Linked DNA regions of Homo sapiens: region 2 is linked to region 1. A link is a contact called in ENCODE Hi-C data. All regions are on one chromosome and are shown on one strand. Each heading gives the region's core, a stretch centred on a gene start or an enhancer-like site at or near the end of the contact. The rest is flanking DNA. Distances are from core to core; before and after follow the strand shown.

Region 1 (5,243 bases), core at 873-3,372:
TTGGTTTTTACGGATTAGACATAAAAAGCATAAAAGCTGGCGCCATTCCAGAATCAAAGGGACTGTCCCTGGGGACATATGGAAATTAGGGACATCAATTACACGAAACTAGAAGTGATCCCAGAAGTTCCCATTGTCTAGACAGAAAAGGTCAACAGATCAGCCCGAGAGAGTAAAGGTACCTCCGGGAGTGCCGGGGGGTGATGAGCTTTCCATTCAAAGCAAAGATGTGAAGCCTGAGGAGTTACAAAGACTCCCCAAATGGTCCACACCTTGAAAGTCGCTCCCACAAAGCTGGAGCACCACCTGTTCCTGAGGATCAGGCTGCCATCTGTGTTTGAGACACTGGCCAGTCAGACATTTGTTGAGATGAGGCCAATGATATCACGTGTAAAATACCTAAACCATCCTAATCTTTAGGTAGCTATTTGGGGGACTTTCTACCAAATGGGTTGGTGAAAAATGGCGCACCAGAGACACACGCCTGGGAACTGAAATTTTCTCCTCTGCTTTTAGCATCTCCTGGGTAAGCCAATAATGGCCCTCCCTGCCCCCTCAATATCCACATCCGCGAAAAAGTCGCTGGTGAGGGTGACATTTTCACGAAGCCACAGCCCATGTCACCCCGTGCAAAGCTCTGAACTTGTGCACTGGCGGGCCAGGCGGCGGATTTCTCCCCACAGCGGCGGAACTGCGCTCTGGCTGGAGAGAAAAGAGGGCAGCGGCACAATGGACAGCGCCTGGACCTCAGGCCAGTTCCCACAGCAGCTTAGGAAAGCCGGTGGCTCCCTGGGCTGCAGGAGGCGCGATGGCCAGGAAAGACCCTGGGTACAGGTGGGAGAGGGAACCCAGCTGAGCAGCGGGAAGTGGGGTGAGGACTACACCCGTCCCAGTTTGACAAGGGCGAGGTGTACATCGCGGCGTCACGCCCTCCTCACTGCCCAGCCCGGACCTGCCCCTCCTGTCCCTCTCCGGACTCACTTTCTTTGGCAAGGAAGTGCACGCGATCAGTAGCCAGCATCGTTGTGGAAGCGGCGAGGTCCACATTGCCGTGTCCAACCCTCCTGGGCTGCCCGCCTCCTCGCATGTCGCCTGCTGGGATTCCAGTCCAGCCGCCTTGCCACCAACGGGCGGGGGACCGTTAAGAGCTACTGTTTCCAGCCTGCCTAGCCAGGCTCTCACCGCCCCGCTCCTCCCACGAGAACTGCGCCCCGTCCCCGAGCCCGGGTCATGCTGGGATTGTAGTCCCGAAGTGCCTGAAACAACGGGCGGGAGCAGTGAAGAGACTACAACTCCCAGCATGCACAGCGAGGTCAACACAGCCCGGCTTTCCTCTTCAGGACTGTGCGCCGCCCCATGTTCATGCTGGCTGTGATTGTAATCCGGTCGCCCTGCAATTAAAAAACTGGAAGCTAATCAAAGACGACAACTCCCAGTATGCCAGGTGTAGCTCCCACCCACTAATCCACACCTCCCCGCGTCCAGAGCAGTACTGCCATGTCAAGGGGAGCCTGGCTGTTCCCAAACCTCTCCTGCCTGCCAGGCGACAGTGGGACCAGGGCGGTTGGTCCTACCTTGTAATTATGTCACTACCTCTTCCTAAGATGCTGGCTTCATGCTTCGTCAGTGCCTGAAGTTTGATTTCTCACGGAGCGGCAGGGGACCGGGGGCTGCTCACAAACCTGTCAGGGTTGCCATAGTAACGCTACTCTTCCTGTAGCTGGACTCGCCCCACCCTTTCTCGCACGCTTCTTCCCTTGGCCCGGCCTCTCCCCTCAGCACCGCCCCTTCTCCCCCGCCTCTTTTATTGGCACCGCCCCTCATCCTCGCTCCGCCCCTGACACGCCCCTTCGGACAAGCGGCAGTGTAGTCCCTGCGTAGGAATGGGGTTAATGGCCAGATGTCTGACACTTCTCGGACTTTTTGTGATCCCACGCGGGAAGCTCCCTCCTGAGTGTCTGAAATTGTCAGTTCACTGCCAGAAATGGATATAAGCGATCCCTGATAACTTGGCACTTGCCTTTTCAAAGCCGCCGTTTCCTCCATCCTCTGGGTTGTCACAAATCCTCCTTTGCAGCACCGCAGGAGTGCCCCTTGGACCCCGAGCTGGCTGCAAGGCCCACACCTGGGTCAGGCCTCGCACAGGGACGCTCCTGCCACTCTAATAAAGAGTAGAAAACGTCACACTGAAAGGCCTGACCCTGCTGCATCCAGTCAGGAAACAGCCACAGGGAAGGGAACCCCTAAGCCACTTTGGGAGCCACATCCACCACTTCTCTGCCCCTGACCCAGGCTGGTTCCTAGCCCTTAGGGTCCTACTGCGGACCTCCCGGCCATAATTAACGCAGGTGCAGGACCAGAGAGCCCCTTGGTCCCTCCCAACACATGAGGGAACTTTGTGTGGTGAGGTCAGGTACAGTGTCTACGTTTCTGCTGTGAATAGGGCTTTCTTGGAAACAATTTTAATTTCCCTTTTTAAATATCCCTTTGGAACCACATTTAATAATTTGCTGGTGGAACTTAACAGTGATAAATCTTTGAATCCATTTTTCTTTTCTTTTTCTGACACGCAGTCTTGCTTTGTAGCCCAGGCTGGAATGCTGTGACTCGATCTGGGCTCACTGCAACCTCCACTTCCCGGGTTCAAGCGATTCTCCTGCCTCAGCCTCCCGAGTAGATGAAATTACAGACAACCGCCACCACGCCCGGCTAATTTTTGCATTTTTTAGTAGAGATTGGGTTTCACCATGTGGGCCAGGCTGGTCTCGAACTCCTGAACTCAAGTGATCTGCCCGCCTTGGCCACCCAAAATGCTGGGATTGCAGGCGTGAGCCACTGCGCCCGGCCTGAATCCATTTTAACACTGAGTTTTTCAGATTAACTCGAAGTACCCCACAACTACACGCTAATGAAACTAGAGGAGGCACAGCCTCAGCTCCGTGCAGGATGGATGCACAAGAGCAGAATCTCCATGGGACGCCTTTCTGGAGCATCAGTATTACTGCAGGATTTGGAAGCAACAAGTTCAAATAATTTTCAACGTTAACACACTGGAAATTTAAGAGAAGTCTGGAAACTCATCTACCTTTAAAAACTGTCAGTCATCTGTGCCTAAGTCAGACTTTCTCCAAGAAAAAAAAAAAAAGAAACTCTAAGGAGACCCTATTTTTTATTCTTCTAAGTAGTTAAAATTAGAAATCACAGCAAGTCAACAGGAAGCTCTCCTCTGCCAGTCTCCTAAATCACAATATGGCCTTGGTAGGGTTTTATTTGTATTTTTTGGAGGGGTTTGTTGACATGTTGGGTATAAAACTTGGGCGGGGGGGGGTGGTTGACCAATTTTTGGAAGTTTTCAGCCATTAGTTGGTGATTAACTTTGTACCTCATTTAATTTTTCTGTTCCCTGTCCAACTTGGACTCAATCACTCTACAGGTCTCTAAGACTTCATTTTCTTAAAGCTTTTTCACTCTTTTATTCAGAATGGACAACTTCTATTGCTCTGTCTTCTGTTTCTAATCTTTGAATAAGCTCAAAAGTATTTTTCAAATTTCCTTATCTTCCTATTATTTCGTAATTTCCATGTCTTTGCTGAGGTTCCACATCTCTTCATTGTTAGAATATTTTCCTTTACCCCCATGAACAGATTTATAATAGCTGCCTTTAAACATCCTGAATTACAACATCTTAAATATCTTAGGATCACTCCTACTGCCTGCTTTTTAAATTGCGTATGGATTCTATTTTTGTGTTTCTTCACACGTATCATGAATTTTAAAGTTGTGTACTAAAACTGTAAAGAATCATTATATAGACTCTCATTTCTGTTGTGTACCTTTAACAGCGGTGTTATTTTTTACAAAAGGTGTTAATTGGGCTGGATTCAAACCTCAATACCTGTCTACCCTGCAGTGGGCACAGCTGAAAACCTCATTCAGTTCTTACTGACACATAGGTCATATCTATATTATGCAGCTGTGTTTCTATAACAATAGGTAATATATTATGCAGGTGTCATCATTATAATCTGTGTTAATTCAACAAGCTAATCCGGTATTACTGAAAGCCAGGACCTCAGTTTTTTTTTGTTTTTTGTTTTCTGTTTTTTGTTTTTACTGTATAATAGTTTTATTTTTCTCATTTTACTATTTTTACATTTTATGCACAAATATTTTTTATCTGCGTAAAAATAGAAAATAACTTTTATGTAAAATTACAAAAAAAATTAAAACCACAAAGAAATACATAATTGTTATTATGACAGTATAAGTGTCATTGTCGTTATTTAAAGAGTAAAAATGTATGCAAAAGTCCTCCTCCCAATTACAAAAGATTAAGAATTTTGTTTTTCCTGGCAGCAAGTGAAATATTGAAGTATCAATATTTTTACACCCTTTAGATCTGAAGACATTAAGTTAGTCACAGATTTGTTTTGCAATTATGAATTTTAAAACATTTTTGTGCTATTTCAAGGATACACTGGTTCTTTCTTAAAGGCAGTAGCATAAAATGAATATGGAAAACAGCAGACCTCACAAAAATATTTGGTGGTACAGTTCTTTTTGTATCATACTTGAGTATCACCATTAATCAGGGGAGAAAACAACTAAACAGTTTTTCCTAATTAAATGACATAGACTGATACAAAAATAAATGTGATCAGTCAATTTACCTGAAGATCAACCACACATAGCAATTCTGCCTAATTTGTTTTTCTGATGCCAACACAAATATTTAGACTTTAGGCTAGCGAGATATGTATGAAAGTTGGCTCAATAAAAACTTCACATGGAAAACAAATTTTAAAACAAAAATGAACATTTCTTTTACTTAAATTCTTGTACTTCTAAGGTACAAATGATGACCAATAATTTTATCTTTCTTCCTTTGAATATACTGTAAATTCTATGAAAAATTCATTTATAAAAACAAAGCAAAGAATGAATAGAATAAATTTTATTTTCTTTCACAATGTTATATTTTAATAGAAGAAAAAAACTACCTGGCTTTCTGATAACTGTAACCTAAGTAAAACAAATATTTTACATATAATTTGAGGCAAAGTAATGAGTTTCTTGAATCAACTGGAGAAATTAGTCATATTACTTTACCTATGTCATGCATAAATGATGGCAAGAAGAAAAAAAAAGCATCTGATCATGTAGGAGAACTGTCTCTGTTCAAATTATGAGAAATAAAATGAAAATTGCTAAAGGGAGAAAATGAATAAAATATGATTTTAAAA
Region 2 (5,227 bases), core at 55-2,554, 150 kb before region 1:
TATTAATCGGTTCTGGCATTACTATAAATGCCTCAGACTGGGTAATTTATAAGAAAGAGGATTAACTGGCTCATGGTTCCACAGGCTGTACAGAAAGCATAACACCAGCATCTGCTTCTGGGGGGGCCCCACCCAGGAAGCTTAAAATCCTGGTGCAAGGTGAAGCAGGAGCTTGAAAAGAAGGCAAGGGGGTTGCTATACACTTTTAAATAAGAACTTCAGGGAACTCAGTCACTATCGAGAGGTCAATACCAAGAGGAATGGTGCTAAACTATTCATGAGAAATTCACGCCCATAATCCAAACACTTTCCACCAGGCCCCACCTCCAACATGGGGTATTACATTTAAATAGGAGAGTTGGGCTGGAAAACACTTCGAAACTATATCCTAAAGATGCCTCAATTTAGGCTACGACAGTGGCTCATGCATGTAATCCCGGCACTTTAGGAGGCCCGAGGGGGGCGGATCACCTGAGCTCCGGAGTTCGAGACCAGGCTGAGCAACATTGCAAAAACCCGTCTCTACCAAACAAACAAAAAACAAAACCACAAAACCAGGCGAGGTGGCGGCGCATGTCTCCCTAGTCCTAGCTACTTGGGGAGCTGGGGTGGGAGGATCATCTGAGCCCAGGAGGTGGAGGCTGCAGTGAGCCGAAATCTTGCCACTGCACTTTAGCCTGGGCACAGAGTGAGACACTGTCTCCAAAATAAATAAATAAAATAAGCCACAATTTTTAAAAGGAGAAAGGAGGGACTGGGGACCCCAAGGCCCACTGCTTCTTCCACGGAGGAACTCCAGACCCTGAATGAGGATTCTCGTCTTATGACGTCCCCGCACAATCTGGAGGAGACTCGGGATTGCGACACAGAGCTGCCCAAAAAGTCTCTGGGCTGGAAAGAAATTCGCGTTTATGGACAAAACAAGACGCTCGGGTTTTGGCTGCAGGCTCAGCTCCTAATCTGCGACGGAGGGAAGTGAGGACTGAACTGTGCCCACGGGGACTCGGAGCTGCTGCAGAGCTGACCGCGAGGCCAAGATCCCACCGCAGCCAGTTCCGACCGGATTCAAACAGCCTCTTCCCCCTTCTCGGGACACCCACTCCGCGCACTCACCATTTCCCAGCCTCCGGATGTTCCGCCTTCTTCCCTATGGATCTCCCAGTACCTGCAGGTCACAGGATAACAGGGGCTATGGTGGAGTCACCGAGGAGCTAATGGAGCGGAAGAGATGGAATAGTACAGACGGGTACTGGACTCAGAGCCTAGAAGCTAGGAGACGAAGGCCTTGCCATATTGAAGAGCCCGCCTCTTCCTCTCTAGCTGCGCACCTGATTGGGCAGTTTTCACGCTAGCACCACTGATTGGCTGGGGTTCTCCGCCCCACACATTTAGACCCTGATCGACAGGAGATGTAATGAGACACTGGGCTGAATGAGGAAAGAGTGACAGGTTTTTGCCTGCAGCATGTTCAGGCAGCGATTTCTCCTTGTGTTGGGGGCCTGGCCCTGCCTGAGGGACATTTGTATTTAACGTTGTATATAAGATTATATCACTTTCTGATTATATTTACGTGTGTGTATATCAATTTCTGAATTATAGTTATGTGTATGCTGCAGGCCCTGTCTCAGCATCCTGTCTTTCCCTTTAGTTGCAGGAGATCAAAGTCCTCCAGGAGATGCAGCTGCACCAGCTGGCTGCAGACAATTATCACCTTCAGTCTGTGAAGCAATTTTGGGTCTGCTTCCAATTAATGGAGTGTCTCAGTGAGACTGAGAGGTGAGGGCCTAGCAGATTGGTTAGTGCCACTCACCCAGACCTCCCAAAACACCCTGTTTCTTTCCCACCAAAGCTGAGCCTGCCTGAGGACCTAAACAAGCATGGAGAACGAAGATGGGACCCTAGTCAGGGATAGTGCTGGGCTGTGGGGTAAAGTCAGCTGGGTCAGTGCCTCCAGGTGTGGGAAGGAGCCGGCCTCTTCTCTAGGGCCCTGGGCAAGTCACTGCCCTCTTTGGGCCTCTGTTTTCTTATCCAAAAAATGTAGGGATGATGAGACTGAGAGGGGCTAATGATGAGCTTCAAAGGAGAAAAGAACTTTGAGAGTGCTTGTGCCTGGCTCTTCCTGAGATGATGAGAACAATGGTGACAGCTACATATAACTGAGTCCTCACAAGGCCCAGTGAGGTAGGTGGTTCCCATCACACTTTCAAGTTGAGAAAACAGTCTCAGGGAGGCCTGGCTGCATGCCCAAGGTTCCACATACAGGGAGTGTTGGAGCAGGGAGTCAATCTAGAATCAGAACTTACTGGAGATGACAGGAGCATTGGACCAGCTTACTCACACCAGTTATCCAGGATACCAGGTCAGTGTAACTGGGCATAACTGGGTGAAGGGAGCATAGTATCACTGACCTTTTCTTTGACTCTGGCAGATGAAGACATCCACGTTGGCCACCCTGGAGACGAAACCACAGAGAGGCCAGATGAGGCTAAAGCAGCAAAAAGGCAGTGTCCCTGTGATGGGGAGGAGCTCCAGGGAGTCAGAGGGAAGAGCTCCTCCCTCACAGCCGGAGGCCTCCACATCAAAAGAGCAAGGGGCCTTTCTCCCGTAGCCCTTCCCTCCTGTGGCAACAGTCCCTGAAATGCCTCTATAAGACAAATCTGAGTAAAAGCCTGGAAGAGCTGGATTTGGGAAATAGTGGGGGCAGGGACCACATAACATTGTGACTTGTAAAAATCTCACCACAGAGTTAACATGGGAACATGGGGGTTCATGTTTTTGGAGGCCAGCTAGGAGGAGGGGAGAGAGTTGGGGAGAGGCAGCTGAGTGTCTTTGGCTTTTTCAAGTGGAAGATGTAGATAGGAGGGTCCAGGAGACAGGGGATTATGAGACTTCAGGGGACAGGCCTTGAATGGACACCCAAAATTGGATACTCATCCCCATCACCACCCGATGGCACAGGGTGTTGCCTCCATCCTGGGCACATTTTCCAGTTATCTGGTGATGGGAGACCCTGCCAGAAAGGATTATATGGATGGGAGTGAGCCTGGGATGGGCAGGGCTGGAACCAGGATCCTGAGGCTTGGGAAAAGAGAATCCAGGACTACACCCTTAGATCTCAGCACTTGGCAAACCTCCTCTCATGAGAGCCTCACGGCTGCCTCTGTGAGCTGAGGCATCAGGCCCCTCTTCCCTATGAATGTTGAAGATTCCACATCAGCCGTCAGTCCCTGTTCCCAGAGTGGTGAAGCTGCAGAGCTGCCTGCTTGCAAAGCTCAGTGAGGTTTGGCCTGAGCTGGACTCAGACTCTCCCTCAGGTGGTTCCAATGGAAGGAGAGTAAACTTAGACCTCTCTAAGGGCAGGCAGCTCATATAAGCCTGAGCACTTTTTTAATGGGAGCCTCCAGTTTTTCTGTCATCAGAGAGAGTTGGGGCGGGAGGTCCCTGAGCCTCAGCTCCCATTGTTCTGTTCTTTGAACCCCAGAACCTGCTGCAGACCCAACTCCTGCTTTGTGCACATGCCCTGACCCTGGTGGCCCTGGCAGTAATGCAGTATGAAGGGAGTGGGGAGGGGACCTAGTCTAAGGGTCTAAGGGGCCTTTCTAATGAACACTGGCTGTCTGACTTCCAGGGAAATGTGAATAACACCAAAAAAAAAAAAAAAAAAAAAGGAAGGTGAGTAGCTGGGGCAACACTGGGGGAGAGTGGAGAGGTAAAACTCACAGATGCCCCTGGGGAGAATACTCTGTGTATCTAACTTATTTATCTATTTATTTTGATATAGAGTCTTGCTCTGTTGCCCAGACTGGAGTACAGTGGCATGATCTCTGCTCACTGCAACCTTCACCTCACGGGTTCAAGCGATTCTCCTGCCTCAGCCTCATGAGTAGCTGGGATTACAGGTGCATACCACCACATCTGGCTAATTTTTTATATTTTTGGTAGAGATGGGTTTTCACCATGTTAGCCAGGCTGGTCTTGAACTCCTGACCTCAAGTGATCCACCTGCCTTGGCCTCCCAAAGCGCTGGGATTACAGGCATGAGCCACTGCACCCAGCTTAACCTTTTCAGTAAATCTAAGATGCAGAGGATGGAGCCTCTGCAATCTCAGATTTAGATTCCATCCTCTGCATCTTAGATTTATTGAAAAGGTTTGATACACAGATAAAGAGACCCATCACAATGGAGGGTGTGAGTAGGGGACTGAAATCAAAAACCAGTTCCTGGAGGAGGGGCTGTCTGTATCCAACTCTGAAAATAGGTTGGGGCTGCCTGGCATTAGAGAACAGGAAGAGGCCCTTAAGAGAAAAGCCCCAGAAAACAGCCCGTTACCTCTCTTCCCCACAAGTTCCCTTCAACATTTTTCACCCAGGTCCGGTTAGTAGGAAGTTTACTCTCCTTCCATTGGCACCACCTGAGGGAGAGTCTGAGTCCAGCTCAGGCCAAACCTCACTGGGCTTTGCAAGCAGGCAGCTCTGCAGCTTCACCACTTAGAGAACAGGGACTGGCGGCTGATGTGGAGTCTTCAACATTCATAGGGAAGATTCATAGATTCATAGGCCTGAAGCCTCAGTTCACAGAGGCAGCCGTGAGGCTCTCATGAGAGGAGGTTTGCCAAGTGCTGAGATCTAAGGATGTAATCCTGGATTCTCTTCTCCCAAGCCTCAGGATCCTGGTTCCAGCCCTGCCCATCCCAGGCTCACTCCCATCCACAAAATCCTTTCTGGCAGGGTCTCCCATCACCAGATAACTGGAAAATGTGCCCAGGATGGAGGCAACACCCTGTGCCATCGGGTGGTAATGGGGATAAGTACTCACTTTTGGGTGTCCATTCAAGGCCTGTCCCCTGAAATCTCATAATCCCTGTCTCCTGGAACCTCCTGTCCACATCTTCCACTTGTCCTTCCCTTTAGCTGCAGGAGATCAAAGTCTTCCAGGAGATGCAGCTGCTTCAGCTGTCTGCAGACAATTATCACCTTCAGCCTGTGGGGCAATTTTGGGTCTGCCTCCAGTTAATGGAGTGGCTCAGTAAGACTGAGAGGTGAGGGTCTAGCAGATTGTCAGAGGGCATGGAGAATATTTGTTTTGGGCCAGCTGCCAAGAGCCTGTGGCCATGGCTCCCTGGTCAGTGTCAGGCCCTGCTGCATGATGACCCCTGGGACCCAGCACTCCAGCTGGGCAGGCACTGGGAAGGAGGCCAGGGATATGGATTCTACTAGCCTCACATCT

What was found. A loop is a pair of places that touch in the nucleus more often than their neighbours do. Pooled maps may share reads with other maps.
Region 2: a loop to region 1 is called in a pooled map of heart left ventricle, with 11 times the contacts of the local background. The contact joins the promoter of ZNF727 here to the promoter of LINC02848 in region 1. A Hi-C loop is called at or near these places in 6 of 50 pooled maps.

What each region holds. Positions count from the first base shown.
Region 1 is chr7:63,896,777-63,902,019 of GRCh38, reverse strand. It overlaps LINC02848 (long intergenic non-protein coding RNA 2848), which reads right to left and starts at 2,122. Exons shown (of 7, transcript NR_186803.1): 1 at 2,021-2,122; 2 at 1,575-1,682; 3 at 982-1,391. It also overlaps the pseudogene GABPAP.
Region 2 is chr7:64,041,511-64,046,737 of GRCh38, reverse strand. It overlaps ZNF727 (zinc finger protein 727), which reads right to left and starts at 1,304. Exons shown (of 4, transcript NM_001159522.3): 1 at 1,114-1,304. The coding sequence starts at 1,116.